4 separate regions of the Homo sapiens genome follow, and all the other regions are linked to region 1. Evidence: chromatin loops called from intact Hi-C (ENCODE). Cell type or tissue: dorsolateral prefrontal cortex. All regions are shown on one strand. Links, peaks and the distances in the headings refer to the core of each region. The heading gives the core; the rest is flanking DNA. Region 1 overlaps FAM184B (family with sequence similarity 184 member B). Region 2 has its middle 26 kb from the start of SNORA75B. Region 3 holds the start of DCAF16 (DDB1 and CUL4 associated factor 16). Region 4 has its middle 40 kb from the start of QDPR.

The links. Peaks named below come from ENCODE experiments on the same cell type or tissue, not always from the same donor. Only the 100,000 strongest peaks of a DNase experiment are listed, where the experiment ranks them.
Region 2: it touches region 1 in a loop (4-fold over the local background); 3 of 110 quality-filtered maps call a loop at or near these places.
Region 3: a loop joins it to region 1, with 3 times the contacts of the local background. A loop is called at or near these places in 20 of 110 quality-filtered maps.
Region 4: a loop joins it to region 1, with 4 times the contacts of the local background. A loop is called at or near these places in 2 of 110 quality-filtered maps.

The regions. Positions count from the first base shown.
Region 1 is chr4:17,633,133-17,641,232 of GRCh38, forward strand. It overlaps FAM184B (family with sequence similarity 184 member B), which reads right to left. Exons shown (of 18, transcript NM_015688.2): 14 at 6,118-6,264; 15 at 3,396-3,513; 16 at 1,877-1,981; 17 at 557-756. MED28 (mediator complex subunit 28) reads left to right here. Exons shown (of 4, transcript NM_025205.5): 4 at 1-973. Among named protein-coding and RNA genes, the nearest start is that of MED28, 23 kb to the left of the region's middle. RefSeq lists a silencer at 3,656-3,745. In dorsolateral prefrontal cortex, for the core only: CTCF peaks have their summits at 3,856 (motif pointing left) and 4,058; a DNase peak (open chromatin) is centred at 3,849; H3K4me3 peaks cover 1,191 bases; H3K27ac peaks cover 3,741 bases.
Region 2 is chr4:17,343,003-17,351,102 of GRCh38, forward strand. No RefSeq gene overlaps it. Among named protein-coding and RNA genes, the nearest start is that of SNORA75B, 26 kb to the left of the region's middle. In dorsolateral prefrontal cortex, for the core only: a CTCF peak has its summit at 4,679 (motif pointing right); no DNase peak of the experiment used is centred there.
Region 3 is chr4:17,804,533-17,810,893 of GRCh38, forward strand. It overlaps DCAF16 (DDB1 and CUL4 associated factor 16), which reads right to left and starts at 6,225. Exons shown (of 3, transcript NM_017741.4): 1 at 5,915-6,225; 2 at 575-693; 3 at 1-239. RefSeq lists enhancers at 3,994-4,143, 5,763-5,852, 5,894-6,361, 5,973-6,132. In dorsolateral prefrontal cortex, for the core only: CTCF peaks have their summits at 4,132 (motif pointing left) and 6,256; DNase peaks (open chromatin) are centred at 4,199, 5,929 and 6,319; H3K4me3 peaks cover 3,846 bases; H3K27ac peaks cover 1,674 bases.
Region 4 is chr4:17,468,538-17,476,637 of GRCh38, forward strand. No RefSeq gene overlaps it. Among named protein-coding and RNA genes, the nearest start is that of QDPR, 40 kb to the right of the region's middle. RefSeq lists an enhancer at 2,195-2,694. In dorsolateral prefrontal cortex, for the core only: a CTCF peak has its summit at 3,991 (motif pointing left); no DNase peak of the experiment used is centred there; H3K27ac peaks cover 2,423 bases.

The DNA of each region.
Region 1 (8,100 bases), core at 1,193-6,192:
GCTGGTCTCGAACTCCTGACCTTAGGTGATCCACCCACCTCCATCTCCCAAAGTGCTGGGATTACAGGCGTGAGCCACCAAGCCCGGCCCGATTAAGAGACTTTAGAATTCCAAGGTGATAGAGTAAATCTTGAGGAATAATGTTAGTAATAATACTGAAACTATATTGAAGATTTTTGTGCCAAGTCCTGTGCTAAGCACATCCTATGGATTAATTCCTTTAGTCTCACGTCAGTCTGATGAGATAGGTGCTGTATTATCTTAATTTTAAAGGCAAGGTATATGGAGACCTGGAGAGGTCAAGTGACCTGTCCAAGGCCACAGAGCTAAGAATGAGGAAGACTGTAATTTGAATTCAGACCTCCAGGCCAGATGGAGTCCACCTTTTGTATAACCCATGCTGAAGTTTTCAGGTAAGTGATTCAGTGTCCCTTGTCTAATCATCCATGAAAAAAGGCCTTCTGGAATTTGGTACCAGGTGCTAGAAAGAATCCTACTTCCCCTCTTATCTACAGGGAAATAGAATAAGGGCCCCTGTCCCCAACATCCCCCAAACCTTGTGGCAGTTTTTGCATCTGTAGACTGGTTGGGTTTGTAGGTCCGGCCACAGCTGGGGCTTGGGTCCAAGCTGGGTGATGTAGTTATTGGAGGGGCATTAATCCTGGAACTCAGATCGCCACTCAGAAAGTTCTTTGCATAGGAGGCGAGGTTCGGCACGCTGACCACGCGGCTGGGCACGTCCTCCACCTTCTTTTTCTGTTTGTATTAATGGACAGGTTAGTGCAATGCAATGCAAAAAACAAAATAAAGCATTATTGTAAAAGCAAATAATGCTCACCCAATCAAAATTGTATCGGAGAAGAAGCAACAATTTCATTTATACACTTACATGCTATTTTTTAAAGCACTTTTCCCTCCAATCTTCATTTTGTATTATAAATAAATATGTATGTTCACAACCTCTTAACCAAAACTTCTGGAGATGGATGTGTTTTGCAACTCAATTTTGTTTAAGATTTTAGAAGGTCATGTAACACCCCCAGCAGGGGATGGGCCCACCCTAGCCTCAAATGCATTTATTTAAATTTCTGGAGTGAAACTTGTATTTTGTCACAATGAGGGATACATAAAAACTACACGAGATGACATTAGTTAAGTCACAAGTGTATTGTCCTGTGAACTATTTTTAAAAATACTATTTTTGTTTTTAAGATGTAGCCTTGCTCTGTCACCCAAGCTGGAGTACGGTGGTGCGATCTCAGCTCACTGCAACCTCCGCCTCCTGGGTTCAAGTGATTCTCCTACCTCGGCCTCCTGAGTAGCTGGGATTACAGGCATCTGCCACCAAGCCCAGCTAATTTTTGTATTTTTAATAGAGTTGGAGTTTCACCACGTTGGCCAGGCTGGTCTTGAAATCCTGACCTCAAGTGATCCACCCACCTCGGCCTCCCAAAGTGCTGGGATTACAGGTGTGAGCCATTGCACCCAGCCAAAAATACTATTTTTTAAGAGCCTTTAGGATTTTGTGATAGTAGATAATTGAATGTGAATATGCTCATTGTGAAAAATTCCAAAAATATGTACAGAAATAGTTAAGAAGTGGAAGATTCTTACTCTTCTCCCTCCCATCACCTAGATAGAGCTATTCTTAATACTGACACACATTTATTCTAGAAAATTTGGAAAATACAAAATCCCATAAAAAATAAAAATCACACATAATCCGCCCAGCCATAGATATAAACAAGTGGGTTTTTTTTTTCCAATGAATATTTTTCTGAGCGTACACCAGCCCTTAAATAACCTGTGGTTACCTTTAAGAAAAACGAAACCAATGGAATTGTATAATGCATTAAAACCATTAGAACCAATTTACCTTCATGGAAGGGGTCAAATATCCCGGGTGAGGATTGAAAGAGAAAGACCGATTCCGGTGGGACATGGCACTGGGGAATGCTGCGTAGTGAAATCTTCTCTCTTCCTAGAAAACCAATACAACTGAGTCTAAATGAGCCTAACCACACAGCACTGGGTTTGACTTGAAGGAAGATGGCTGTGAGGGCAGAATAGAGAAGGAAAGTCCAGGGGAGGAAGGGGAAGTCAGTGGGAATAAAGCTGCCAGGCACTGAAGCTTTTGAGGAAGCACCTTTGCTTTTTTTATGTCCCCAGCCCCTCTTGTAAAGAAAAGGGCAAGCTGATGCCTTAGGAAATTGAAAATTCAACTGTTCTTAGCATGTGAAGGTAACCTAATGCAGAAAGTTAGTAATTAAGGCAAAGAAAGAAAACCCCCAGGTATGCAAAGGATTTTGCCGCCTTTCTTCCTCTGTCTTGTTTGACATTTGTGTTGCCTAACATATACAAACATAGGGAGAGTAATGAAATCCATCCCCACTTTACCTATAATAACTATATGGCCGATCTTGTTTGTGTGTATCATTTTCCACTTTTTTCTCTCCTGCTGTATTATTACTAAATTCCAGTTATTACATAATTTTTCTCTGTAAAAACATCAGTATGTATTTCTTAGAAATAAGGATTACTTTAAAAAAAAAAAAACCCATGATACCTTTGTTCACACGTAGCAAATGAGCAATAATTCCATATCAATGTCACCTAATTTTCAAAGCACAGAGAGATACAGAAGTGAGGCAGGTGAGCAGGAGCAGAAATGACCAGCAGGCCTTGGTTGGATACTGAATCAGAGGGAGCTGGGTTCTTTCCAAGGGGCTTAGGGAGTGGCTTTGCTAAGTAGAAAACAGGTGGTCATTTTTACAAAAAGAAGATCAACAATAAAAACACTAATTCTACTACAATTCAAACCTAAGCCATTATAGATTTTCTCAAATTCTGTAAGTTAAAAAACCAATATTAACATGGGGCAAATGCTGTTGGACTTGGGAGTAAAGTGATTTTTTTTTGCCTCCTATTTTCCTGTATTAATTTTTTAGTGAGTATGTCTTCTTTAATAATAGAAAAGAAAGGAGTTTTTCTTTGAGACAGTCTTGCTCTGTCGCCCAGACTGGAGTGCAGTGGCGCTATGCTGGCTCACTGCAACCTCTGTCTCTCGGGTTCAAGTGATTCTCCTGCCTCAGCCTTCCTAGAAGCTGGAATTACAGATGCCCACAACCACACCCAGCTAATTTTTGTATTTTTAGTAGAGACAGGGTTTCAACATGGCTAGGCTGGTCCCGAACTCCTGACCTCAAGTGATCCACCCGCCTCCGCCTCCCAAAGTGCTGGGATTACAGGCTTGAGCCACCGCGCACGGCAAGAAAGGATTCTTTGTAAGATATTAGGGCACCTAGAGAAATGCTGGGTGCAAGTGAACGCCCCTCCCGGGGGAGCCCGCAGTGCCCGGCCAGGTGCGTGGGTGAGGCGCCCCCTGACAGCCTCACCGTGAGCTGCTTGATGATGTCCTCTCTCTCCTTCAGGCGGGTCTGCAGGCGGCCAATGAGCTGAAGGTCCTCGGGCCTGGACGCTCCCTTCCCTGGCTTCTCTCCGGAATCTTTCAGTCTGTTCCAAGCAGGCATGCAGTCAAGTCCCCCTTACAGCAATTACTCAACAAAGAGGGAGAACAAGTGCACACGATGGGAATGCCATCCTGTGTTCAGCCCGGCCAGGGAGGCCCAGATAGCAGCAGCGGCTTGCCCAGGGCCCCCTGGGGAGATGGCTTGCCGAACCCAGGATTCCAGCTCTGTCAGGTCCCCTGAGGCTGCAGGGCCAGGAAGCAAAGGCCCCTGTGTGCACATAGATGCTGCACTCAGCGGGGCTTCAAGAGCCAGGGATGCTGCTGGGAGAACAGACCAGGGCAGGAAAATGTCCCGTAGGTTCTCTTAATGCTCTGGCGCCATCTGCTGGCGGACATAGAGCGCGGCCAGTGGCCGGTACCTATGGCCTTTTTTTTCTTTTTTGGAGACGGAGTCTCCCTCTGTCGCCCAGGCTGCAGTGCAATGGCGCGGTCTCGGCTCTCTGCAACCTCCGCCTCCCTGGTTCAAGCGATTCTTGTGCCTCACAGCCTCCTGAGCAGCTGGTACTACAGGCGCGCGCCACCGTGCCAGGGAAATTTTTGTATTTTTAGAGGAGACGGGGTTTCACTATGTTGGCCAGGCTGGTCTGGAATTCCTGACCTCGTGATCCGCCCTCCTGGGCCTCCCAAAGTGCTGGGATTACAGGCGTGGGCCACCGCGCCCGGCCCCCACTGCTTTTTCAGCGTGAAGCCAGAGAAGAGTAACTGGGTGGTGAGGAGAGGAGGGCTGGGGGTGCAGATAATCTACTGACTGGAGTTGATAAGAGCCCAGGGCTTTGGGTGAGATGACCCGGCTCTAATACTGGCTCTTCTTTTTTCTAGATATGTGACCTTGGGCATCATTTCACCTGTGTGTGGGCCCCAGTTCCCTCTCCTTTAAAATGGGCATGAAACTGGGTGGTTGTGAGAATTCAATGTGATAATGGGAGCCTGGCATATAGTAAGTGCCCGTTAGACTGTAACTGGTAAAACCTTTCCTGCTGGCTTTTGGATGATTTGCTTTGTATTGGAGACTGGAGAAGTTTTTAAGAGCTCAGGCTAAAGGTCAGACAGGTGACATTTAAACTGAATTAATGCTGCCTGACCTTGGGCAAGTGGCTTCACCTGTTTGGACCTGGCTTGCTGCCATCACATCCTAAATGGTCTTGCTAGTCACCCCCTCCCCCTGTTTCTTCTCAGCAGTCAGAAGTGACCCTGTGAAAAGGCAAGTCAGGCCATGTCACTCCTGCCCAGTGCCTTGTGAAGGCTTCCCAGGGCACTCTGAACACATCCAAACTCCTTCCCATCAGGGCAGGAGTCCCTTCACCCAGCTCCTCTCCTCCCACTCACCCTCCCTCTCACTGATGCCTCAGGAGTGCCCTCACCTCCTTGTACTTAAACATCACCTCCTCACAGAGGCCTTGTTTTGCCCACCCTTGCCACTCCCAATCCTGTCTTCCAGCACTTTCACCGCCTGGTATGATGTTAACTGTTTGCTTTTTTTTTTTTTTTTTTTTTTTTTTTTTGAGACAGGGTCTATTTTTTTTGTTTTGTTTTGTTTTGTTTTGAGACAGAGTTTCTCTCTCTGTAGCCCAGGCTGGAGTGCAGGGGTGCAATCACAGATCACTGCAACCTCAACCTCCTGAGCTCAGACGATCCTCCCGCCTCAGCCTTCCAAGTAGCTGGGACTATAGGCACACACCACCATGCCCAGCAATTTTTTTTTTGTATTTTTTGTAGAGACGGAGTTTCACAATGTTGCCCAGGCTGGTCTCGAACTCCTGGGCTCAAGCAGTCCACCCTGGGCTCAAGCCTCAGCCATGCAAAGTGCTAGGATTACAGGCATGAGCCACCAAGCACAGCCTGTTTGCTTATTTCTTATCCGAATTCTCAGCAGAATTTGTGAGCCTATGAGAGCATTGTCTTTGTTTTGTTCCCTGCTATAACTCCAGAGCCTAAAGCAGTGCTGGGCATACAATGGGTCCTTAACAATTATTTGTTGAATGAATAAATGCAATATGTTTGCATGAGGGACCAGTGGGAATAACAATTCTAATTGAGCAGCCCTGATCCTTCTGATTTCTTCGAAGTGTGAGGGTTAAACCAATGCTCATCCTCACAAATTCCCACTGCCCTGCAGAAAAGGGGAACATAGCCTCATAAAATGAAGGGAGACTGATGAGCCCCTGGCTAGTTCCCCCCACCACACCCCGCCTCCTGCCCTGAACTTGCTCTGTTGCTGAAGCTGGAGTGCAGGGTCCTGATCTCCGTTCACTGAAAGCTCTGCCTCCTGGGCTCAAGTGATCCTCCTGCCTCAGCCTCCAGAGTAGCTGGGATTACAGGCGTGTGCCACCACACCTGTAATTTTGTATTTTCAGTAGAGATGGGGTTTCGCCATGTTGGCCAGGCTGGTCTCCATCTCCTGAGCTCAAGTGATCCACCTGCCTCAGCCTCCCAAAGTGCTGGATTCCAGGCATGAGCCACCGTGCCTGGCCAGAACCCAGGACTTTCAATTTGAAAACCAGGAAATCCCAGGGTCATTGGGGTGAGTTGGCCACCCTACTGAATGGTACATTTGCAAGACCCTCCCTGGGGCCCGAGGCCTCACTTACTCGGCTTCCAGGGCAGCCAGCCGGGCCTGGAGCTGGGCCTGGGCACTACTGAAATCTGCCACCATGGCCTGCATCTCCTTCCGGTGTTCCTGGCGCAGTGTCTCCACCTCCCTGGCCCGCTGGGCTTGCTGAGTCTCCTCCAGGAACCTGTGGTGGATGAAAGCACAGCCAGGCTTGCCCAGCTCCAGGGATGGCACCCCTTGGGCTCTGGGGTTTATTTCCCTCATCGCTGCCCAGTTTGGGAGATCTGGGTGGGGAGAAATTGTGATCTAAGGACACCTGTGGGAAGAAGAGCTGAAGTCTCTTGAGTTGTGGAGTCCAGGACAAACCCCCACTATGGGACCCCTTCTCAGCACCCTCCCATCTCAGAAGGAGAAACCTGAGCATGGGGACAGACTTCAGGTGGAAGTGATGGAGAGCAGCCCTGCAGGGGAGCCCCAGAAAACACACTCTTCACTTGGGACAGGCGGGGAGGCAAGAGGCTGAGATTCTCTATCAGTATGGCCTGAACGCTGGGACTCTGAGACCTGGGAGACCAGGTCTTCCCTAACAACTACACTGCAGTGGAAAGCCTCCCTGAACTTTTTTTTTTTTTTGAGACGGAGTCTTGCTCTTGTTGCTCAGGGTGGAGTGCAATGGCACGATCTCGGCTCACTGCAACCTTCACCTCCCGGGTTCAAGCAGTTCTCCTGCCTCAGCCTCCCAAGTGGCTGGGATTACAGGCGCCCAGCACCAGGCCCAGCCAATTTTTTGTATTTTTAGTAAAGACGGGGGGTTTCACCATGTTGGCCAGGCTAGTCTCGAACTCCTGACCTCGGGTGATCCATGCGCTTCAGCCTCCCAAAGTGCTGGGATTACACGCGTGAGCCACCACACCTGGCCACTCCCTGAATCTTTATCCCTCACCTTTATCAAAAGAAGTGGTTATGAAAATTAAATTGGGCTGGGTGCGGTGGCTCACATCTGTAATCCCAGCACTTTGGGAGGCCAAGGCGGGAGGATCACGAGGACAGGAGTTCGAGACCAGCCTGACCAACATGGTGAAACCTCGTCTCTACTAAAAATACAAAAAAAAAAAAAAAAAATTAGCTGGGCATGGTGGTGTCCGCCTGTAATCCCAGCTACTCAGGAGGCTGAGGCAGAAGAATCACTTGAACCTGGGAGGTGGAGGTTGCAGTGAGCCGAGATGGCACCACTGCACTCCAGCCTGGGCAAAAGAGCAAGACTGTCTCAAAAAAAAAAAAAAGAAAATAAATGAACAAGCACAGTCAAGGCTCAAAGCAATTTTGGGCCAACACAACAGGGTTCAGTGTACACAGCTGACAAATATTAAAAAAAAGGAATCCTCCAGACATTAAAATGACAAAAAAAATTATGAGCAATTTTATGATTGGCATTAGGACATTCAAAAACTTGGATGAAATAGACGAATTCTTTGAAAGATACAAACTGCTAAAGCTCACTTAAGAAATAGATAATATGAAATATCCTGTGTCTTTAAAGAAATTGAATTTGTATTAAAAGCTTTCCAACAAGAGGAAGAAAGGCTCTGAGTTCAGGATTGATGATAGGTTTTTCACTTCTACAATTAACCAAGCGTTTCATTCATGCTAGGGACATGCCAAGCCTCCTGCACACATTCCATTGCACTCTACAACAGCCCTGACAGGCCAGGTTTTTTGTTTTGTTTGTTTTGTTTTTTGAGACAGATTGTGGCTCTGCCGCCCAGGCTGAAGTGCAGTGGCCCGATCTCAACTCAGTGCAACCTCCACCTCCCAGGCTCAAGCAATCCCCCCTCACCAACCTCCCGAGTAGCCGGGACTGCAGGCATGCACCACCACGCTTGGCCAATTTTTCTATTTTTAGTAGAGACGGGGTTTCACTATGTTGCCCAGGCTGGTCTTGGACTCCTGACCTCAAGTGATGTGCCTGCCTCAGCCTCCCAAAGTACTGGTATTACAGGCGTGAGCTACCACGCCAGCC
Region 2 (8,100 bases), core at 1,901-6,900, 290 kb before region 1:
AGGCTAGTGTGTGTAATACTGTTACATAAGTATAAAAATTTCAGAAGTAACATGGAACTGGGATTGACTTAGATAGAACGTCATGTCCCTCACAACACTATAGACCTTGCCATGGTATATGCGGTTCTAGCAAAAATGCATTTTTACACTTCGATCAAAATTTAGCAGAGTATCTGAGAAGGTTGACAAGATGTTAGCAGCAAGCCAGCTGAGAATCTCTGTCTCAATAGGAAGATATGCCAAGAAAGGGAGAAGATAAATGGGGTTTCAGGAGGGGTAAATGCAGTAGGAGTTAGGCTTATAAGCCCTCCTCCCACCCACCTTCTCGAAATCCTACCTCCACCCATGGCTCCACACACATTCTACTAAGATTGTTCCCTCTAGCACAGAAGAGTTTTTCCCCTTCATTGATGAACATTAATGCCGCAGAATATAACTACTTTCATTTTGTTATGTTAATCAAATCACTAATTCATATTTATTATAAAATGACTGGTAAACATAGATAACAAAAATAAAAATTATTAAATTAAAATCACTCTGAATTCCACAACCAAAAAATAACTACTGCTAACTCCTTAATGTAAACATTCCAGAATTTTCCTAGCATACCAACTCATATAAACATGTACATATATTTGCAAAACAATACTATAACTATTTTTAAACCTGGCTGTTGTGTTTTTTTCACTCAACAGGAAATCTTGCACAACTTTTCATGTCAATACATAAGAGCATGTAAACATCATAATGACTTCAGTATAAACTAATGAATTTTCTACGGCTGAATATTTAGGTTGTTTCCAAATTTTTGATACTAGAGACAATATTTTATGAGCATTCTTGAACATACATACATCTTTGGGCACCTGCTTAGCTACTTCTTTAGGATAAATGTGTATTTAGGATAAACAAGTATTTGATTATCTCATTTATAATGGAGAGGTCTTTAATGGCTCCTGCTTGATATTTAGAATAAATTCCAAATGAATTAGCATAGCCCACTTTAGTCTCCCTCTCACCCCAGAACTTCCCTGCATATACTGTTGGTGCCTTAGGCTGTGCTCACTCTCTGTGTCTTTCTCCACTTCACTAATCCTTTCTCTTCTTTCTCCAAACTTCAAAATTCCGCTTAAATATCACCTCCTTCTGAAAGTCTTCTATTATCATGATCCTTCACCAATACAACGCAAATTATACTACTACTAATAATAGTAATAAACACATATATGTAGCACTCCTTTGTGTCAGGAAGTATTCTAAGCATGTTACATAGATATGTCATTCAATTCTTTCAACAAATCTATGAGGTCATCACTGATACCTCAATTTTACAGATAAACTGTATTTAGAAACTTTGAAGTTTGTTAGGATTTATGAATATGTGAGTACTTATACAAACTTAAATTAAATACATATATGCATATGTGTGCAGCTCGCTCTAGCTAGAAGTATAAAACCTTAGCTACCTGTGTTGATGAATAAATCCTTTTTCAAACACACTTAAAACTAACGTTATTATCTAGAGGAAAAAACTATAAGATGCAATTAAAGAGACCTATGTGACTTAAGATGAAGCTATTTGGATAAAAATTTGAAATGAAGGTGAATTATTGGTATTCTAGATTAAAACTCAGCCCCAGAATCTGTTAAACACTTTAATTGCCTTTACACATCAATAACAATTGGGGAAAATTTCAACCTATATATACTATTTTAGTTTAAGTATCAAGCTTTTTGTCAGGTAGATAGCAACCTATAATAAAAATCAAAGTTATTACTTTATTTTACCCAGTTAGTCAAAAGGGAAATTGGAATTCCTACCCATAAGAAAACAAAACCAAACAACAGCACATAATAGTTGTTAAGCGTTTATATAAACACATTACATTTTTAAAGCACTCAACAAGTAATTAGTGGAACCTGGAATTAGATTTGTTTTTATTGTCACAATACAGAAGAAAACCTAGTACTGAATAAGTTATTCAACTATTAAACCTTGACCAAAAAGATTTATTGTTAATTGCTTAAACTCCCTGCAATAAAATTAAACAACTTTTTTCCCCTTCCAATCAACTAACATGGCCTGCATGACTTTCACTAATTCACTTAGTGTCTAACAAAGGTAAAATAATAAACACTCAATGAAGAGGTGGCCATGCCTCGTCAAACAGAGGTGCAGAGACTCCTGAATTGCCTGGCTCTGTGCTGGGTGGTATGAGCAGATGAGACAGATACAACTGACCCCCTAGAGCATCAATTTTTCTAACAATGAAGATAAACATGTTTATTCTAAAACAAGCATAGTTACGCTATAACATAAAATAGCACAAAATTTTGAAACAAAAAGCTGTCATCTACTTAAATGCCTTCCTATCCACTTTATATTTGTATGCCTTTTGAATTTTGCACCATTTTAATGTATTACCTTTTAGAACAAATTAACTTTTTAAAAGCTGTTAAGATGGAAAAAATGATTTGGAGAAACTAACAACTATGTTTTGCACATCTGAATTTGTGGAGAATTCATATTTGCTACACGTATGTATAGCTGCAAAGATTATCCTTGTCCAAAATATGTGTATTAATCTCTCTCAATCTTCCAAATCTGTGTGTAATACTTCCAAAAGGTTTCCACCAAAAAATCCTAATAGTCTAAGTAAAAATTTGTTTACCCTCCCTCCACTCCAAATTCATGGCAAAAGGGTTACTAAAGATACTAAAATGTTTTACTACATTTTTAAAGTAATATTTTTCTTTATTAATTTTCTTTTAAATTAATTTTAATTTATTTAATTTTTGTTTGATAATTTTAATAATTTGGTTGGGTAATGATTCCAAATTCAAGAGAAAAAGAATACACATAAAAATTTCCCCTTCTTTGGGAGGCCGAGGCAGGCGGATCACAAGGTTAGGGGTTCGAGACCAGCCTGACCAACATGGTAAAACCCCGTCTCTACTAAAAATACAAAAATTAGGCAGGTGTGGTGGCACGCACATCTGTAATCCCAGCTACTCGGGAGGCTGAGGTAGGAGAATCGCCTGAACCCGGGAGGCAGAGGTTGCAGTGAGCTGAGATCGCGCCACTGCACTCCAGCCTGGGAGACAGAGTGAGAGTTTGTCTCAAAAAAAAAAAAAAAAAAAAAATTGCCCCTTCCACCTCTGTCCCCAGCCACCCAGTTTCCCTTCCTGAAAGCAACAATCAAAGTTATCAAATTGCTGTGTATCCCTCCAGAGGGCTCCTTAAATCTAACTCTGTGCCCATTGCACCAAGCTAGAGAGAATTTAATCTTAGTCATGTTAAAGGATACACATTTTTAAAACGTGTAATCATGACTTTCACACAAATATAAAATGAACATGGGCCCAAAATTGTATTTAACTCATTAAATAATGAGGGAACTAATAAGGTTCGAGTTCAGACTAGTTGGAACCAGTCTGAAGAGGAGTTCAAAGAACCACACCTATTTATGCAGGTAAGAAATGCAAAGTCAATTTGCAAATAGATGCCAAATTGGCCTGTCCATAGGGCAAATAATCAATCACCTCCCACCTGACATAGCTAATTTGCATTTCTATAGATGAAAATCCTTTTCACTAGCATCAGTTTTCTATAGCTCAAAGACAGTAAAAGGCAGAGATAAGCAGAAAAGGTGTGTTTAGATAGAACACTTCATTATCTTTTCTTTGTCCACTTTGGTCTTTCTCAGTTGTTTCTGACAGTCACTTAGATGGACCCCTTATGCCCTCTGCTACACTCTGCACACTCCTGAGGTACATGAAGGCACAGAGATCTATGTCACAACAAAAATTCAGGAAGGGTCCTCCAGTTATTGTTCTACACTGGTTACTGCTAATTGTTCCATGTCCTTGCCATGGTTCTATGGAAGGAGAGGTCCTCTGTTGCTTTCCTGATGCTTTATTTTAGGTTCCCAGAAGCAGACCCTGAGATAAGGATTTGAGAGCAGAGAGGTAGTTTATTTAGAAGGTGAAGGCAACACTGGTAGGGGAGGGAGAAAGTGAGGCAGAAATGGAAAGACAGTAATTAAAGGATTGAGTAACCAGAACTTAATCTCATAGGAAAATTATGGGAAACATTGCAAAGCCCCCTCTTTGGAAGTACACCAACTAAAGGGCAAGGGAACTGGGGCCTTTATACTCCAGCTCCCTGGAGTCACTGGTAAAGGGTTGCTCCCAGGAGTGTTAATTCTGTGGCTCTATTGGCCTACTCTAAAAAAGAGCAGAGCAGCCTTCCAAAGCTTTAGAGAGACACCTAAGGCACCGAGATGCACCTACTGGCAGTTGGAAGTCCACAGAAACACACAGAAGGAGTGGGATCTAGAGATGTAGACAGAACACCCATAGAATCCACTTCATACCAGGCTTGGATATGCAAGCCTTGGCCGGGCCTCAAGTAGGAAGCCTGAAACCTAACTCTTATGCCTTGCACATCCTCCCCACTCTAAGGTCCTGCCACCTCCTGTCTCAGGCACTGTGAAGGAGAGGACATGGGTCCTGCTACTTACAAAATCACCAGCCCCTGTCCCTTTCTAGTCCTGGATTTGTTTCTCCTCCCCGCTAGAGCTTTGACCTCCCTGCTCCCACAGGTGTTCATTTCTTGCTCCAGTTTCACACTAGGGGGCAGGCTACCCAAGACAAAAGCCAAAATAACAGCCTGCCTTTGATCAACTTTGAAACACATTTCCCTAGAAGCAATAGAAGCTGAAGTCCCAATAACCTTCTTGAAATAGGAAAAACAAGGAGAACGAAACACAAGTCATGTTTCAAACTTTATCCTGCCACATAGAACAGAAATAGTGAAAATGTGGCATCTTCTTTCCATCTCTGGTGATCTGATGGTTTCTGAAAAAGAGCACTCTCCCCATTTGTTTCTGGGATTCCTCAAAAAATAGTAAAATGAAGGCCGGGTGCAGTGGCTCATGCCTATAATCCCAGCACTTTGGGAGGCTGAGGCAGGCCAATCACTTGAGGTCAGGAGTTAGGGACCAGCCTGGCCAACACGGTAAAACCCTACTAAAAATATAAAAATTAGCCAGGTGTGGTGGTGGGCACCTGTAATTCCAGCTACCCGGGAGGCTGAGGCAGGATACTCACTTGAACCTGGAGGCAGAGGTTGCAGTGAACTGAGATCACAGCACTGCACTCCAGCCTGAGCAACAGAGCAAGACTCTGTCTCAAAAAAAAAAAAAAAAAAAAAGAATGAAAACTCAGCTAAACTGAGGACTGCTTCAGTCACAGCACTGAAACAATGGTCGACCTCCACTCCCCAGTGTTTGGAAGTTGTTTTCCAGATAGTTTGATCCTTATGGGAATCTGTCTTCCTTCTTAAATTAGAGCGCTAGTGTATATTTCTCCTTAATCCTGGACTAGGAAGTGGTAGTAAAAAATCCTGCCTTCTTGCACATTTTATTTTCTCATTATTTTAAAGTTATTTTACCTTCTATGGTCTCTGATGAGGCATGAAGAAACTGCCATTTTTTGAAAGCCTAGTAAACATCAGCAGCTCCACACCCATAATCTCTCTTAAAAGTCTCCACAACGCTGAGGTGTAAAAAGCATTTTTAAATGGGGATTATGGTCCAGAGAGGTTAAGAAATTTCCTACAGGTCACAAAGCTACAGTTGGAACTAGGATTCAAACATATTCCCTCTGATATTATCCACTATACCATGATAGGTATTTTCCTTATTAAATCCTAACTGGACTTTGTATCTTGAAAGTCTCCACAACACTGAAGTGTAAAAAGCATTTTTATATGGGGATTGTGGTCCAGAGAGGTTAAGAAATTTTCTATGGGTCACAAAGCTACAGTTGAAACTAGGGTTCAAACTTATTCCATCTGACATTTTCCACTATACCATGATAGGTATTTTCCTTATTAAATCCTAACTGGACTTTGTATCTTCCAAGGCTAAAAAGTTATGAAAGGTTAAAAACAATAGAATTTTCCCTATGCTTTTTTCAAATTCTAGGAGATGTTTGAGCCCTTTCAATTATTATCATAATAAATAGAAAATAAAACTAAGGAAAATTTATTACATCAATTAGTGGACATCAAAGTCAATTTTCCATGATCCAGGAAGTGAAGTTCTACCAAGTAACTCACATTGTAACTTAACAATCTTGGAAAGAACAGGGCCTCCAATGGCATTTATCAGGCAGCATAATGGTTTCTTCCAAAACGATACTTTACCCATTTCCCTCTTATGCTCATGGGAGGGAGTGACTCAGGTAAAAAGATCAGAGTTTTGCTGACCGACAGACCTGACTTACCACAGTGCTGCTGGTGCCATGCTGTGTGTATTATAGTCCATTCTCACACTGCTATCAAGAACTACTTGGGACTGAGTAATTTATAAAGAAAAGAGGCTTAATCAACTCACAATTCCACAAGCTGTACGTGAAGCATGGCTGGGGTGGCTTCAGGAAACTTACAATCATGGCAGAAGGCGAAGGGGAAGCCAGCACATCTTACATGGCCAGAGAAGGAGGAAGAGAGAGTGACGAAAGAGATGCTACACACTTTTAAATGATCAGATCTTGTGAGAACACCCTCACTATCATGGGAACAGCAAGGGGAAAATCCACCCCCGTGATCCAATCACCTCCCACCACGCCCCTCCTCCAACACTGGGGATTACAATTTGACATGAGATTTGGGCAGGGACACAAATCCAAACCGTATCACTCTGCCCCTAGCCCCTCCCAAATCTCATGTCCTTCTCACGTTGCAAAATACAATCGTCCCTTCTAGTAGTCCCCTAAGTCTTAATTCATTTCAGCATTAACTAAAAAAGTCCATAGTCCAAAGTCTCATCTGAGACAGGCAAGTCCCAAAAGCAAGTTAATTACTTCCAAGATACAATGGGAATACAGGCATTGGGTAAATACATCCATTTCAAAAGGGAGAAATCAGCCAAAACAAAGGATTACAGGCCCCATGCAAGTCCAAAACCCAGCAGGGCAGTCATTAAATCTTAAAGCTCCAAATTAATCTCCTTTGACTCCATGTCTCACATCTAGGCCACACTGATGCAAGGGGTGGGCTCCCAAGGCCTTAGGCACAGTGTGATCCTGAACAAGTCATTGATTTATTCAACACAAGGTTACTGAGCACCTACTAAGTACTAGGCTCCATGTTCCATCCTGTGGCTAGAACTGTACTCAAACCCTGTCCTCAGAGCTGTCTATGTAACGGGCCAGACAAGAGTCAAGCAAACCTAATGGAATTTGGATTAAATACTGTGAGCATGTGGCCAACAGACTCTAAGATAGCCCCAACAACCCTGACTCTTGGTATTCACACTTTTGTGTAATCTTCTCTGCTTAAGTGTGAGCTGAACCTAGCTACTTGCTTCTACCAACAGAATATGGCAAAGGTTATGGCGTGTTATTTCCATGATTAGGTTACCTAAGATTGTGATTGTACCTTGCCGGAAGATTCTGCCTTGCAATCTTTGATGAATCAAGCTGCCATGTTGGAGAGATCCACATGACAAGAAATTGAGGGCAGTCTCTGGCCAACATCTAGCAAGGAACTGAGGTTCTTAGTCCAACAACCCACAATTAACTGAAGCCCACCAATAAGCATGAGAGCTCAGAAGCAGATCCTTCCCCTATCAAGCCTTCAGATAAGACTTTACCCCAGCCAACACCTTGATTATAACCTTGTGAGAGACTGAGTAGAGGACCACAAAAAGCCATGTTCAACCTCCTAACCCACAGAAACTATGAAATAACAAATATGTGTTGCTTTAAGCAAGTTTGGGGGCAATTTGTTACATTATAATACATAACTAATATGAAGCCCAAGAACAGGCTGCTATGAGAGATCCCAGAGGGGGACTGCTTGAGACTAAGTGGTGAGCACAGGCTTCTCTGAGGAATCACATTTAAGCAGAGTCCTGAGTGACGAGCAGGTGCCCACCAGGAATGTGAGGAAAGAGAATTCCAAGTCTTTGAACCTTAGTGGAGCCTCAATTTCCTCAAATAGAAAATGAGAATTTTCCCTAGGTATTTCCTGCATATAGTTGCTTTGAGGATTAAGTAAGAAAATATTTGTAATGTGCTTTACATCAT
Region 3 (6,361 bases), core at 1,362-6,361, 170 kb after region 1:
TGCTGTTTTGCTGGCAGTGATATTATATCTACTTGACAATCAAAAGAAGCTCAGTAGTTGTCTTGCTTGTCCGCTGGTATAGCAACTTTTGTGCAGGGGGGAATGACGGGATGAGCTGTCAAGAACATCTGGTGTATAAGGATCCGATGCTTTCCATAGGTGATGCAAATGCCCTTGGAAACTGGTGATTTAGCTGTTGGATTATCTGGAAAGGTAGCCTTAACCTGTGAATGAGAAGACTAGAGACATGATATTAAAGCCTGAAAGCACTGGATAACATTATTGCCTACCTAACTTCAAGATATCTAAAATCAGAACAAATGCTGAGCAAGAAGTCTTACAGACTCTTCCCTCTCTATCTCACAGACTTAGGCCAATTTACCTGTTGGTAATAGCTCTTACAATCACAATATTGGGGAGCAAAGTCTGGGGCCATTTTAATTCTTTGTTGGTACATAACTGGGCCAGTTTGTATGCAGTTTTAGCCTAGAAAATTACTTTTGCAAAAGCTGATCCCTTATGCCCCAAACTCCAAATAGAGAGCTATAAAAGTTTTTTTTTTTTTTTTTTTTACCTTCAGAGGTGCTTGTTGGAATTAGTTTTAGGGGGCCTGTCCTGGTGGTAGAGCTGCTAGATGTTAGGACTCTTGCTGGGACCTCAGAAGTTGTGATCCTATCACCAATTCTATATAAGCTGTTCCACAAAAAAGAAAAAAGCATGAAAACTGACCAGCTACTTTTATAAAGATAATAAAAATAAATCCCAAACTTAGAGATGAACCAAACAAGAAAAGTATAGGCTCACTTCACTTGCAAAATCCTAAATATCACTTAACAGAATCCAACAGTACATTAAAAAGAATGTTATTATCAAATATGGCCTATCCCAGGAAAGTAAGAATAGCTCAAATTAAAAAAAAGTATAAATTACCAGAACTAAAGGAAAAAAAGAGAGAATTTTATTGAATGTGGATAACTTTTGTTAGTTCCTGACCACCATGTATTTATTATTTAAAAGACAAAACATTTTTACCAAACTAGAAAGAGAATGTAACTTTCTCAACTTGGTAAAGGTTATCTACCAAAATCTTTAAGCAAACATTATCCTGAATAAGATGAGATACATTTCCTTTAAAAGTGAAGTCAGGGGCAGGACACAGTGGCTCATGCTTGTAATCCTAGCATTTTGGGAGGCCAAGGGTGGAGGATCACTTGAGATCAGGAGTTCAAGACCAGCCTGGGCAATATGGCAAGACCCTGTCTCTACAAAAAAATTTTAAAAATTTAGCCAGGCGTGGTGGTGTGTGCCTTTAGTTCTAGCTACTTGGGAGGCTGAGGCAGGCGGACTGCTTGAGCCCAGGAGTTGGAGGCTGTGTGGTGAGCTATGATCACACCACTGTACTCCAGTCTGGGTGACAGAATGAGACTCTTCTCTACAACAACAACAACAGCAAAAAGTGAAATTAGCTAAAGATAACCATGTTGACTGAGACTGATACTGTCTGACACAGTACTGAAAGTTCTAATCAACATTTTTCTCTTTTTGGAAAAAGATACGTTAAGAATTGGAAGAGATAAAACTATTAGCTTACAGATGATATCATCCAATTTAAAAAACCATACAAACTATTAGAGTTCAACAATGTTCCTGATCTGAAATTAACCTATGAATATTCATTAATTTAATTACTCATATAACACTATTTGCCATGTACTACTCTAGTAACTGCACAAATGTTAACTATTTTAAAATTCTTCTAACAACCCTAAAAGTTGGTACTTTTATTGTCCCCATCTTACCTGTGGATTAAGTTACGTGATCAAAGCCATTCATCTAGTAAGTCACGGGGCCAGTGTTTCAACTCAGGCACTGTTAACTTTTATACCAGCAATACTAACTTTTATACCAGCAATACTAACTAGACCATATATAAAGACATTTCACAGAAGGAAAAACAAACAACAAAAACCTAATCCTATAAAGAACCTAGGAACTAATCATGAATATGTAAGACCTAATAAACAATATAGATGATAATTTAAAATACAGACATTCCATGCTCTTGGATGGAACAAATATCATAAAGATATCAACTTTCTCCCTATTAATTTATACAATTCCAATCAAATTTTTAAGGAACTCTATAAACAAACCTTAAAGTTTATATAGAAAGAATAAAATTCCACATATAGCCAAATGAACTGTTTAAACAGTAAGGGAGTTCCTATTCTTCAAGGTATGTCCTATGACTAAAGTCACAGACATTAAAATAAGGTAGGATTAGCATAAGAACAGACAATAGTCCAATAGAGCAGAATAGAGCTTAGAAACAGAGCTATATATAATTTGGGAATGTAATATAAAATAAGGTTGGCACATAAACTAAGGGTGAATGGATATGTTTAGTACATATTATTGGTACAACTGGCTCATTATATGAAAAAAAGTAAAACTGTATTGGAATAAGAATTAAGAAAAAATTAAGAACAAGGTTAAGAAAAAAATGAAAAGTAAAACCATTTAATACATATACATATAATGACATGTATAAGGGAGGATTCATGATGGATTAAAGACCTAAATGGGGATGGTAAAACTATATAGTTAGTTAAATATAATACAGAATATCTTTGTGAAATGAGGCCAGGGAAAGACTTCTTAAACAAAAAAGCATAAAGCACCAGACCAAAAAATGAATTTAATCACATCACAATTAATCATTTCTGGACTGAACTAAAGATACCAAGGACAAAGTTAAATCAATTTTTAAGAAAGCAACTTCAATAAAGAAATGAGCAATGGACAAAGATATCCAAATTATAGAAGAGAAAATCCCAAGGCATGAACAATATGATCACATTATGCTATCAGTTTGGTAGAATAAGAAAGCTGGATAACACCAAGTGTCAGTGAGTTCTTTTTTGGAACTGGCACTGCTGGTGGGATTGCAGAGTGGAGTAACTGTTCGGAAGAACAGTCCGGCAGCACTACTTAGGCAAACTATTTGCACATCTCATGATCTAGCAATCCTACTTTTGGGCATAGATAGCAAAGAAATTCCCGTATGAACAACATGTATGAAGATATACCCTGAAGCTACATCTGTGATGACAGGAATTAGAAGCATTCTAGGTTCCTATCGCTGGAGAAGCGGACTGGTAAAATGTGGAAACACATTCCAAGTATATACAGCAACATGGGTGGCCTTTAAAGGCATAGCTTTAAATGAGAAAAGAGACAATATCAATGTCTCGTTTATGCTACTCTGTAGGGGGGATTTCCAAAATCAAAGTCAGTGAACATTTTCATTATCGAATACACTGAGTTGTGCTAATAAGGTCATATGGTATGGCTTCAGGTCAGCAATTTTCCTCTAATGAGTATTTCTCTGGCTTTCACACACTCCTAGCACAGTGTCTGGCATATATGAGTGGCTCAGTAAATAAAAGAGTCAGAGAATGGCAAAGGCCTGCAGTAAGTAACTACCACAAGCATGTTCTATTTTACTCCAGGGAGAGAACAGTTCCAAGTTATATCTTGGTGATTTGGTAATGTTAGACAAAGACAAATGAGATAATTTTTTTAAGGCAGGATCAACATATATGATGCTACTACAGCAATATAAAGGAAACTGCTTATAACTTTAAGAAGAAACAATGTAATACTTCTAAGTTTAGATTATAGTACTATTACCTTGTTCAATCTGAAAAAGAGTATTCATTCTTTGTCGTGGACCGTAAGTCTTTATTAACTGAGACAGGAGAAGCTGTTGGCTTTTAATTGTGCTGTCCTCTAATATTTTTACTATTTTCACTTCAACCAGATTGCACCTGTGAGATTACTAATTGGCTATACTTCAGTTATTATGTTACTCAGAAAATTTTTAAAAAGGCTCTTACTTTCCCATAATTGTTTTTGTTCTGTTTCACAGTACAAAAGTCAGGAAAAATGTAAGCTTTAAGGCAGTATACTATGTTGTTTAAATTTAATCTAGCACCTTTGAAAAAATATTTTCAGATTATAATATCAAAAAATACTGAACCAATACCCCCATGGCTTTAACCATTAAAACAAAACAAAACAAAAAAAAAAACTAACCGAAATATAGTTAGGCTGACCTCTGGCGGCCAGATGTCTCATTCTTCTGTAACTGACAAAATGGTGTGATGTCTCTGTTGGTGAGACAGCCAAATAGAATATAGTAAAGAAATACTAGCCGGGCGCGGTGGCTCACGCCTGTAATCCCAACAGTTTGGGAGGCAAAGGCGGGTGGATCACCTGAGGTCAGGAGTTCGAGACCAGCCTGGCCAACATGGCGAAACCCCGTCTCTATTAAGAATACAAAAGATTAGCCAGGTGTGGTGGTGCATGCCTGTAACCCAGCTACTTGGGAGACTGAGGCGGGAGAATCGCTTCAACCCGGGAGGCAGAGGTTGCAGTGAGCCGAGATCGCGCCATTGCACTCCAGCCTGGGCGACAGAGCAAGACTCTGTCTCAAAATAAAAATAAAAAAATATATATTAGAAACGTCACAAAGCAAAATTATGGGCAACACAAATGTTACCACATTCTTAACTAGCAGCTGAATATCTACAAAGTTTGAGGAATTAAGCAGGAGAATGGATAAGGTATGGCATATTAATACAATGGAGTACTATAGCAACCTGTCTGTGCCGTAGTTTCCTCATCTTAAAAGAAGATCAAAGTTATCCTACAGGGTTTGTGAGCAGTAAACGAAGTAAAGTGCTTAGCATGGTGTCTGGCACATAATAAAGGTTAATTAAGTGCAAGTTACTATTATGAACATATCAATATGAACCACAGCAATATTGATTGAAAAAAGCCAGATGCACATATAATTATTCATTTAACGGTTAAAACATGCAAAATAGTACAATATCCTCATTCAGGGATTTATTCATGTCATTAATATATTAAAATATGTCATTAAGATATAGAAAGCTGCATGGTAAAAGTTAACAGTAAATTCAGAAAATCCATTACTTCTTCGGAGGGCAGGTAATTCAAAAGGAGAAAGATGTACAGGTGGCTTTAGTAATGTTCTATTTCTTCAGCTGGCAGTAGGTTACTGAGGTGTAGGAGAGGGAAAAACGGCTTCCCTCCATCCTCCTAGGTTCTTTGGCTGGGTTACAAATTAACCTGACATAGACATTAACAAGAAAAAAAACCCGTACTTAATTACATACGCAGAGGAGTCCCACCATGGTCAGATGATTGAATATTATACAGCATCCTACGCTACTCAAGAAATGGGGGCTTGCGGCTTTCTGGGGGATGGTGGCCACAAAGTTGTGGAAAGGTGAGGGGAGGAAATATACGGTGAATAAAAGTTGTCTTGGTATGCAGATAAGATCTCCCAGGTAACAAAAATTATCGCAGAGCTGCCCTCTTTCTGATACAGATCCTTTACTGATGTATATTTCCTCTGTAGATGTCAATTTCTTTTACAACAGGACAGATTTTCAGAGCGACTCCTGTGTCTGCATTTTATCAGAATACCAGCTCAAAATATACTCTAGAAGTATATTGTAGGGTGGCATATTTTGGTCTCCTACAGTCCTATTTTTGGATGGTGCATCCTGAGATCCAACAGAAGTTCTGTCTGATATAATTTCATTTAAAATTTAAAAACCTAGTTCCTACTCTTCTTTATTTTAACCACTACCCGAAAGACCTTTCCATTCTCTTGAGTTCTCCCTTAATACACTGTCCTTATGCACACTTGTAAACAGGGCCTACACAGCTGCACATCTAGAAACGGCAGCAGCTAAGTTAGCCCGCACCCCCCTTCGCAACGATCCCCGGACTGCCTGCACGCCCTGTGGAACCTCGCAGTCGGCTTCACCAGGGCAGGGACTAAGGCCTTCAAAAGACAGCATCCGTCTCCACTAACCTCGGGTCGCCCCGCTCAGCGGACCCAGCAGCGTCGTCTCCCTTCTCAGAGGTGGCCGGGCCTCCGGAACGCGCTACGAACTTTCCTTTGTCGCCGTCTCTCGAAGCGGAGCCCTCGTGTGGGGATCCCCCGCCCTTCGGCCACAAGGGAGGTTGTTATCCTCGGCAGATCTCCCGTTCTCACTCTTGGAGGATCGCTTTTTCTTTCTAGCCTCACGCTCAGCCGCACGACCCAGCCAGGCCTAACGCCAGCAGCCCTTCCCCTCCGGTGGCAAGGCCACTCCGCTCAGCTCCCGCGCCGACGCTACTTCCGGCCGAGTCAAGGCCCCTCCCCCTTAGAAACGCCACTTCCCTCCGTGAAAACGGCTGGACAAGGTTGAACCTAGACGCATGCGCCCAAAGCGCGGGGTGCGAGGTGGGTGGACCCATCGCTTCCCGCTCTCTTCTC
Region 4 (8,100 bases), core at 1,331-6,330, 160 kb before region 1:
CTATTGCTTTTAGTGGCAAAAACCGCGATTACTTTTGCACCAACTTACACATTTTTGAACCTATTTCCACTTCTGTGAAGTAAGCCAGAGAAATGAGGGGAGAAAGGGTGAGGGGAAGAAGACAGGAAGGCAGGAAAGGAGCGAAAGGCAAAGTGAACAGCAGCAGGTCTCCAGTGCTTGGGGTGACTTATCGATCTCAGATCCACTCACAGGGCTGAGCAGAGGCCCCACTAGGCAAAGAAAACTGAACCAAGTTTCCCACGCTAGTTTTCCAAGACGAATTGTCTCATCGGCTGCCAATGCCTGCCCCCTTGCAGAAGTTCTTCAAACTGCTTGTATTTTTATTTATTTATTTATTTATTTATTTATTTATTTTTAATGCCAGGACACTTGGAAAGGCTCACAATGAGAAAATGTTTTAAGCTTCCAGAGGTTCCCCGTTGCCTAAAGATAAAAACCACCTGACAGAGATCCTTCATGATGCAGCCCCTGCCCACGAAGACACCTCTCCTCCATGCACTCCCCGCCAGCACTTTATCCTGTAATGATAACAAGCTCCATAGTTCCCCAATAATTAATTGAGTTGATAAGAGGCCAACTTGGGAATGAGATAGACCAGAGTTCAAAATTCTGATGCTTTTTCCTCTAGCTGTGTGGCTCTGGGTAAGTTATCTAACTCACGGCTGGGCACCGTGGCTCACGCCTGTAATCTCAGCACTTTGGGAGGCTGAGGCAGGTAGATCACCTGAGGTCAGTAGTTTGAGACCAGCCTGGTCAACATGGTGAAACCTTGTCTCTACTAAAAATACAAAATTAGCCAGGTGTGGTGGCACACGCCTGTAGTCCCAGCTACTCGGGAGGCTGAGACAGGAGAATCACTTGAACCTGGGAGGCAGAGTCTGCAGTGAGCCGAGATCATGTCACTGCACTCCAGCCTGGGCAAGACAGAGTGAGACTCCATCTCAAAAAAATAAAATAAAAGAAAGAAAAGATATCTAACTCTCTCAACTTGTTCCTCATCTTTAAAATGGGAATAATAACAGCACTTACCTCCTAGGGTTGCTCTAGAATTAAATTAGAATTAAATGAGGTAACGCATGAAAAGCATCTTCTAAGGGTGCTTTATGCCCCATGCACTTTAGCTGCCAAGGGTAAATGCAGCCTGTTCTTTCTTTTCTTTTTTTTTTTTTTTAATTATACTTTAAGTTTTAGGGTACATGTGCACAACATGCAGGTTTGTTACATATGTATACATGTGCCATGTTGGTGTGTTGCACCCATCAACTCGTCATTTAACATTAGGTATATCTCCTAATGCTATCCCTCCCCGCTCCCCCCACACCACAACAGGCCCCAGTGTGTGATGTTCCCCTTCCTGTGTCCATGTGTTCTCATTGTTCAATTCCCACCTATGAGTGAGAACATGCGGTGTTTGGTTTTTTGTCCTTGCGATAGTTTGCTGAGAATGATGGTTTCCAGCTTCATCCAGCAGCCTGTTCTTTCTACCCCTGAGCCATTCACTTAACAAGCGCTTATTATGCATTACTTGGATGACAAAGGAGGCATAGTCCCTGCTTTAAAGAACTTGTAGTTGAGTGAAGAGACAGAAATATAAACAAGTAACTATTATACTCTTAATTTGACAAAGGCAGTGTTTGAGTTAAATATAGCTTGTGTCCCTCTCAAGTCAAGCAAAACCTAAGATAAGGGATTGTATGAACTAATTTATTTAAGGAAGTGGTCCTCGGAAGCAGAGTTGGGGACTAGGGGCATAGGAAGAGTGAAACAGGGCAGGAGGGAAAGCCAACACACATTTTATTATGTTGGTGCAAAAGTGATTGCGGTTTCTGGTATTACTTTCAATGGTAAAAACCGCAATGACTTTTGCAGCAACCTCATACCAAGCTGCATCACGTTCTAAGTAACTGGGAATGATGCCACTAGAGGCTGTCTAAGGAGTGGTGAAGAGTGATGTGCCTCATTCTGACACATCGTCAGAAGGACAGGAGGGGAACATTCGTCCACCAGCCCGTCTCCCAGTGGTCAAGTGTGTTGCCCCTTGGAGCATTAACTCTCCACCCTCCCAGGTTTGCGCATGTGTGAGTGCCTGGCACATTTCTGCAGACATCCCATTCCTCAATGTCAGGCAAGCCCAGAGGCAGAAAGCGAGGTAGGCAGGACAGCCAGGGACATGCGGTCAGCTTGCACTTGCTCAAAGCTGGTGGCCCCAGCCATGACTGGAATAAAATGTGGGCAGGGAGGATGCAAGGCGAGGCACAAGAGGTGGCCAATGACGACACAGGAAACTGTCGGTAGGAGGGGCACCTGACCCAGCCCAGCCTTTGGGCAAAGGGATGGGATTTTATCAGATAAGGGTTCCTGGAACGGATGACTATGCCAGGTCTAGGAGGAGTTAGCTGAATCAAGGTGGAGAAGAGGAGAGAAATGGCTGGGCTAAAGCAATGGAGGAAGGTGGAGTGCAGAGGCAGGAGGAGGGCAGGTTCAAGGAATAATTAGGGGGTACAATTGTCAGGGCGAGGCGAGGGACGGGATGATGAGTGGGGAGTAAGAGTGGTTGTGGATAACGTGGTTTCTGACCCCCGTGTCTCCACTCAAGACAGAAAGGGAGGAGGAGAATGTGGCTCCCAGGATGGATACTGAGCTCTGATGCACCATGTTCAACTTAACTCTGCGATACTCAAGTGGAGAAGGTCAAGAAGCTCCCGGGTGCTGGAGTCGGATGCTTAGGAAGGCTTTAAAGTTGGCGTATGGAGAAATGGAACAGGATCTTGAAAAGGACTTGCTGTATCAGGTTTTCATTAATGTGCAAAGGCCAAGAACACAACAGGTACCAAGTCCCCACATTCCTAGGCAAAGTGTTAGGTCACTGGTGCAGGACCCATCAAGAGACTAGGAAGCCATTGTCAGATCCCACGCATACCCACCACCAGCCTTTGATGCTGGAGAGGTGGAAGAGGTAGAGAGACAATGTCTCCAGAGAGCTGTTGGAATCTTGCACCATTTCTCCTCTCCCTGCCCCTCTCTGGGGAGTGAAGAAGGAGGGCAAATGCTCATGTTTTCCCAAGGCTAGATGTGGGCCATATGGGAAGGAGCCAACCTCAAGCCATGTTGAAAGGAACACTTCCCAGGAGTTAGCCTGGAAAGACAAAGTGACCCTGCAGGGATGGGGGACCATGGAAGCCTAGAGGCTGAGGGGACCATGGAAGCCTAGAGGCTGAGGAGACCTGCTGGGGAAGAAGACTGTATGCTTCAGGGTTGCTGTGGTCAGAGGATGCAACAGGGTGCACCCAGCCAAAGAACCAACATTTAATAATCTGCCATGCCCAGACAGCACCTACATCTGGATATATCTGAGCCAGTCCAGCACATCCTCCCTGTCCTATACTGTTCCTGGATCCAGCTTGCCAGCACCCTCAGAAGTGGATCCCTCAGCTCCAGTCGAGCCTTCAGATGAAGGCAGCCCCAGCTGACATCTGACAGCAGCCTCACAGGAGACCCTGAGCCATAACCCCAAAATAAGTCACTCCTAAATTCCTGACCCACAGAAACTGTGAAAGATAATAAGTACTATTCTTTTAAGCTTCTAAGTTTTGGGGTGATTTGTTTACACACCAATAGATAACTAACACATGGCTCCACCCCACTACTACTAAATCAGGATTGGGAAAGTTTCCAGGAATCCATTTTTAATAACCTCCCTAAATTATTCCTTTGATAACCAACTAAATTTAGAGGAAGAAGACCAAAGCGGCATCTCTGGGAATCCTGACCTTCAGGGTTTCCATGAACTTTACAGTCTTGTGAGTGAAACTGACAATAATCCCACCAATGTTATTTAGTTGTAATTATGATCTGGGTTTGAAGGAAGTAGGAAAGGGTTTGGGCACCAATTTTAAGAGTCACTGAAACATCACTGGTGTAACTTGTAGCTAAGTAAGCCAAACATGCTTCCAGCTAAACTGACAGCTCCACCCAGTGGACATTTTGAAAACTTCTCTCATCTGAGTTTTTTTTTTTCTTTTATACACTTGGATTCACTGGCAGCTGAAAGCCCACTATCACCATCAGCTAAGATGCTGATTCAGATCATGTTTGCATCTTTGCTGCTTACCAGCTGTTAACTACCTAAATTGCAAGCCCTTTCATGCACCTCCGAAGGAGTCTGGTTTAGAAGATCAGAGAGCGAAAGTAGCTAAGGAACAAACACTACCAAAAAAAGTCGTGGTACAGGCAGGGCGCGGTGACTCACGCCTGTAATCCCAGCACTTTGGGAGGCCGAGGTGGGCGGATCACGAGGTCAGGAGATCGAGACCATCCTGGCTAACACGGTGAAACCCCGTCTCTACTAAAAATACAAAAAAAATTAGCCAGGCGTGGTGGTGGGCGCCTGTAGTCCCAGCTACTCAGGAGGCTGAGGCAGGAGAATGGAGTGAACCTGGGAGGTGGAGCTTGCAGTGAGCCGAGATCGCACCACTGCACTCCAGCCTGGGCGACAGAGCGAGACTCTGTCTCAAAAAAGAAAAAAATAAAAAAAAGGGCGTGGTACAAATATATTTTCAAAATGTTGGGTCTGCTTCTACCCATGGAAATAAATCAGATTTTTAAAAAGAAAGAAAAAGGAAGGGTGCAGTGACTCCTGCCTATAGTCCCAGCCCTTTGGGAGGCTGAGGCAAAAGGATCACTTGAGCTCAGGGGTTCAAGACCAGCCTGAGCAACATAATAAGACTCTGTCTCTACAAAAAATACAAAAATTAGCCAGGTGTGGTGGCACGTGCCCATAGTCCCAGCTACTTGGGAGACTGAGGTGGGAGGATCACTTGAGCCTGGAAGTCAAGGCTGCAGTGAGCTGTGATTGCACCACTGCACTCCAGCCTGTGTGACAGAACGAGGGCCTGCCAAAAGAAAAAAGAAAAAGAAAGAAAGAGAGAAAGAAAAGAATTCTGCATGAAATTTTTATTAACCAAAAATTCACTTCTGCACAGTAGATATTTTTAATATTTATTCAAAGAATCACCAAATTATTAGCCTTGCGCAGTGGCTTGCACATCCCAGCGAGGCTTGTCAGAGCCTCTTTGAGGCACAGCAGAGCTGCCAGACCATTGCAGGGATGAGGTGACAATGTGCTGATGGGGACCTGAGTGGGATATGGGAGAGTCCAAGGGATAAAAAGACTTCAACATCAAATTTACTGATCCTGATTTCTGTGCTGTTTCCCTGAAAGCAAACAGGCACTGGGCCCACCCATAAGTGTTGCTTCGCATGAAATGGACAAGGTCACAACAGAGAGATGAGCTGCAATTCACTCACTCAACAGCAAGGCCATCTTTGCTTGGCCTGAGTGCCTGTGTTCCTGTGCCACGCCAGTTTCAGTCCCTTACATGGCTCTGGCACAACACAAAAAAAGAGAGATGGCAAGAGGAGCTGGGCAGGGGACTGAATCCCCCAGGCCGTTACAATGGATTCAGTTCAAGCCAACCCCACACAGGTTCACAGCAGCCCATACTGCCCAGGGAAGACCGTGACCTCCTTCCCTCCCCAGGGCTCCTTAACATTGACTGAACACTTACTATGCTGTAGGCCTTGCTTTACAAGCATTGATTCATCTTCACAACTTTAACGAGGAAACTTCTATTATTATGTTCATTTCACAATTGAGAAGAGTGACACATAGAGAGAAGTCTGCCAGTTCAGCAGTTACTCTGTGGCCTTACTGTGTGCCTGGCACTGAGCTACATACTGGGAGTTGCAAGGATGAGTTTAAAAAACAGACAAGTTGGTCAGGCGTGGTGGCTCACGCCTGTAATCCTAGCACTTTGGGAGGCCAAGGCGGGTGAATTGCCTAAGCTCAGGAGTTCGAGACCATCCTGGGCAACATGGTGAAACCCCATCTCCACTAAAATACAAAAAATTAGCCAGGTGTGGTGGCACACACCTGTAGTCCCAGCTACTCGGGAGACTGAGGCAAAGAATCGCTTGAGTCCAGGAGGCAGAGGTTGCACTGAGCTGAGATCATGCTACTGCATTCCACCCTGGGTGGACAGAGCTAGACGCTGTCTCCAAAAAATAAATAAATAACAGACAAGTAAATGGCACTGCTCCTGTCTCATGGAATTTATTTCTTTTTCCTGTTTCATTAAGTCATACAGCAAAACTTGCATTTATTTTATTTTATTTTATTTTATTTTAGAGATAGGGTCTTGCTCTGGGACCCAGGCTGGAGTGCAGTGGCATAATCACAGCTCAAGGGATCCTCCCACCTCAGCCTCCCAAGTAGCTGGGACTAAAGGCACACACCACCATGCCCAGCTAATTTTTGTATTTTGGGTAGAGATGGGGTTTCGCCATGATGCCTAGACTGCTCTCGAACTCCTGGCCTCAAGCAATTCTCCCACTTTGGCCTCCCAAGGTGCTAGAATTACAGGCGTGAGCTGCCGCATCTGGCTCACATCTTACTATATCATAACATATATCATGCATGCTGTCTTTCACTTGACGCTGTACCGTGAGAATTTTCTCATATCACTAACAATTATTTGAAGATGTGATTTTTAATAATTCTTAGCACAACTAGATTGTGCTAATTAACTGTACGGCTTATTTGCAGTCTGGTATAATGTAGTAGCTAAGAGCGGTCTGAATACCTGCTCAAATCCTGACATTTGCTGCTTCCTAACTGTGTGACGTTGGGCAAGTAACTTCTCTCTATGCCACAATCTTCTCAACTGTGAAATGGACATAATAATAGAAGTGTCCTCGTTAAAGTCATGAAGATGGGTCAATGCTTGTAAAGCAAGGCCTACAGCATAGTAAGGATTCATTTGGTCAATGTTAAGGAAGAGAGATGGCAAGAGGAGCTGCGCAGGGGACTAAACCCCCTAGGCCATTACAGCAGATGCAGTTCAATGTCAAGCAGACCCCTACTGGGTTCACAGCAGCCCATACACCCCAGAAAGGATCTGGACCTCCTTCCCTGCCCAGGGCACTCCTCCCATTCAGCAGTTATTCTATGGCACAAATCATATTATATCATAATGTATGGTGATTATTTAACAATTCTGTGCTGCTAGTCTTTTGGATTGTTTCCAAGATTTCAGTAATGATGCAGGAATTTCATTTGTTATTTTTTTTGTCCTTGTTGCTGATTATTACATAACACTTAAGATATGGAATTACTAGATCAAATGGTATATTTGAGGGTTGTAAGACCCTCAAATTACTTGCCAGAAAAGTTCTGCTACTTGGCTGGCCACCAGCAGGGTTTGAAATTACACTTTACCAATTACCACCTGCATTTTAAAAATCATTGCTAGTTTGGTAACTACTATTAATGCTATCTCACTGTTTCCATTTGCAGTTCTTAGATAACCATTGAGATGGGATATCTTAATTCTTCTCTTACTCAGATTTTCAGTCCAAATTACTTTATCCAGAGCTAAAAAAATAATTTGCAAAAATGCAGTAGGAAATTCTGCCAGAAACGGAAAACTGAGGCAGAGGCCAGAAAGGGACTTGCTTAGTCCAGGAGTATCTCCAGACTATATAGAGGCTCGCTCAATGCTAAGAACATTCTAGAAAAACATTAAGTTTCAGACCTGGCATGGTGGCTCACGCCTGTAATCCCAGCACTTTGGGAGGCCAAGGCAGGTGGATCACCTGAGGTCAGGAGTTCAAGACCAGCCTGGCCAACATGGAGAAACCCCGTCTCTACTAAAAATATAAAAATTAGCCAGGCGTGGTGGCAGGTGCCTGTAATCCCAGCTACTTGGGAGGCTGAGGCAGGAGAATCGCTTGAACCCGGGAGGTGGAGGTTGCATTGGGCCAAGATCGCACCACAGCACTCCAGCCTGGGCGACAGAGCAAGACTGTCAAAAAAAAAAAAAAGAAGGAAAGAAAGAAAGAAAGAAGGAAGGAAGGAAAGAAAGAAAAGAAGGAAGGAGAAGAGAAAAGAAGAGAAGAGAAAAGAAAAACATTAAGTTTCTTCCAATAATCCCCTGCACAGAGCTCTAGGACAGCAGAAACCCCCGGCACAGTAGGATTTTCTGTCTAATGTGCTTTCTTTATCCCCCACGGAGCTTTGCT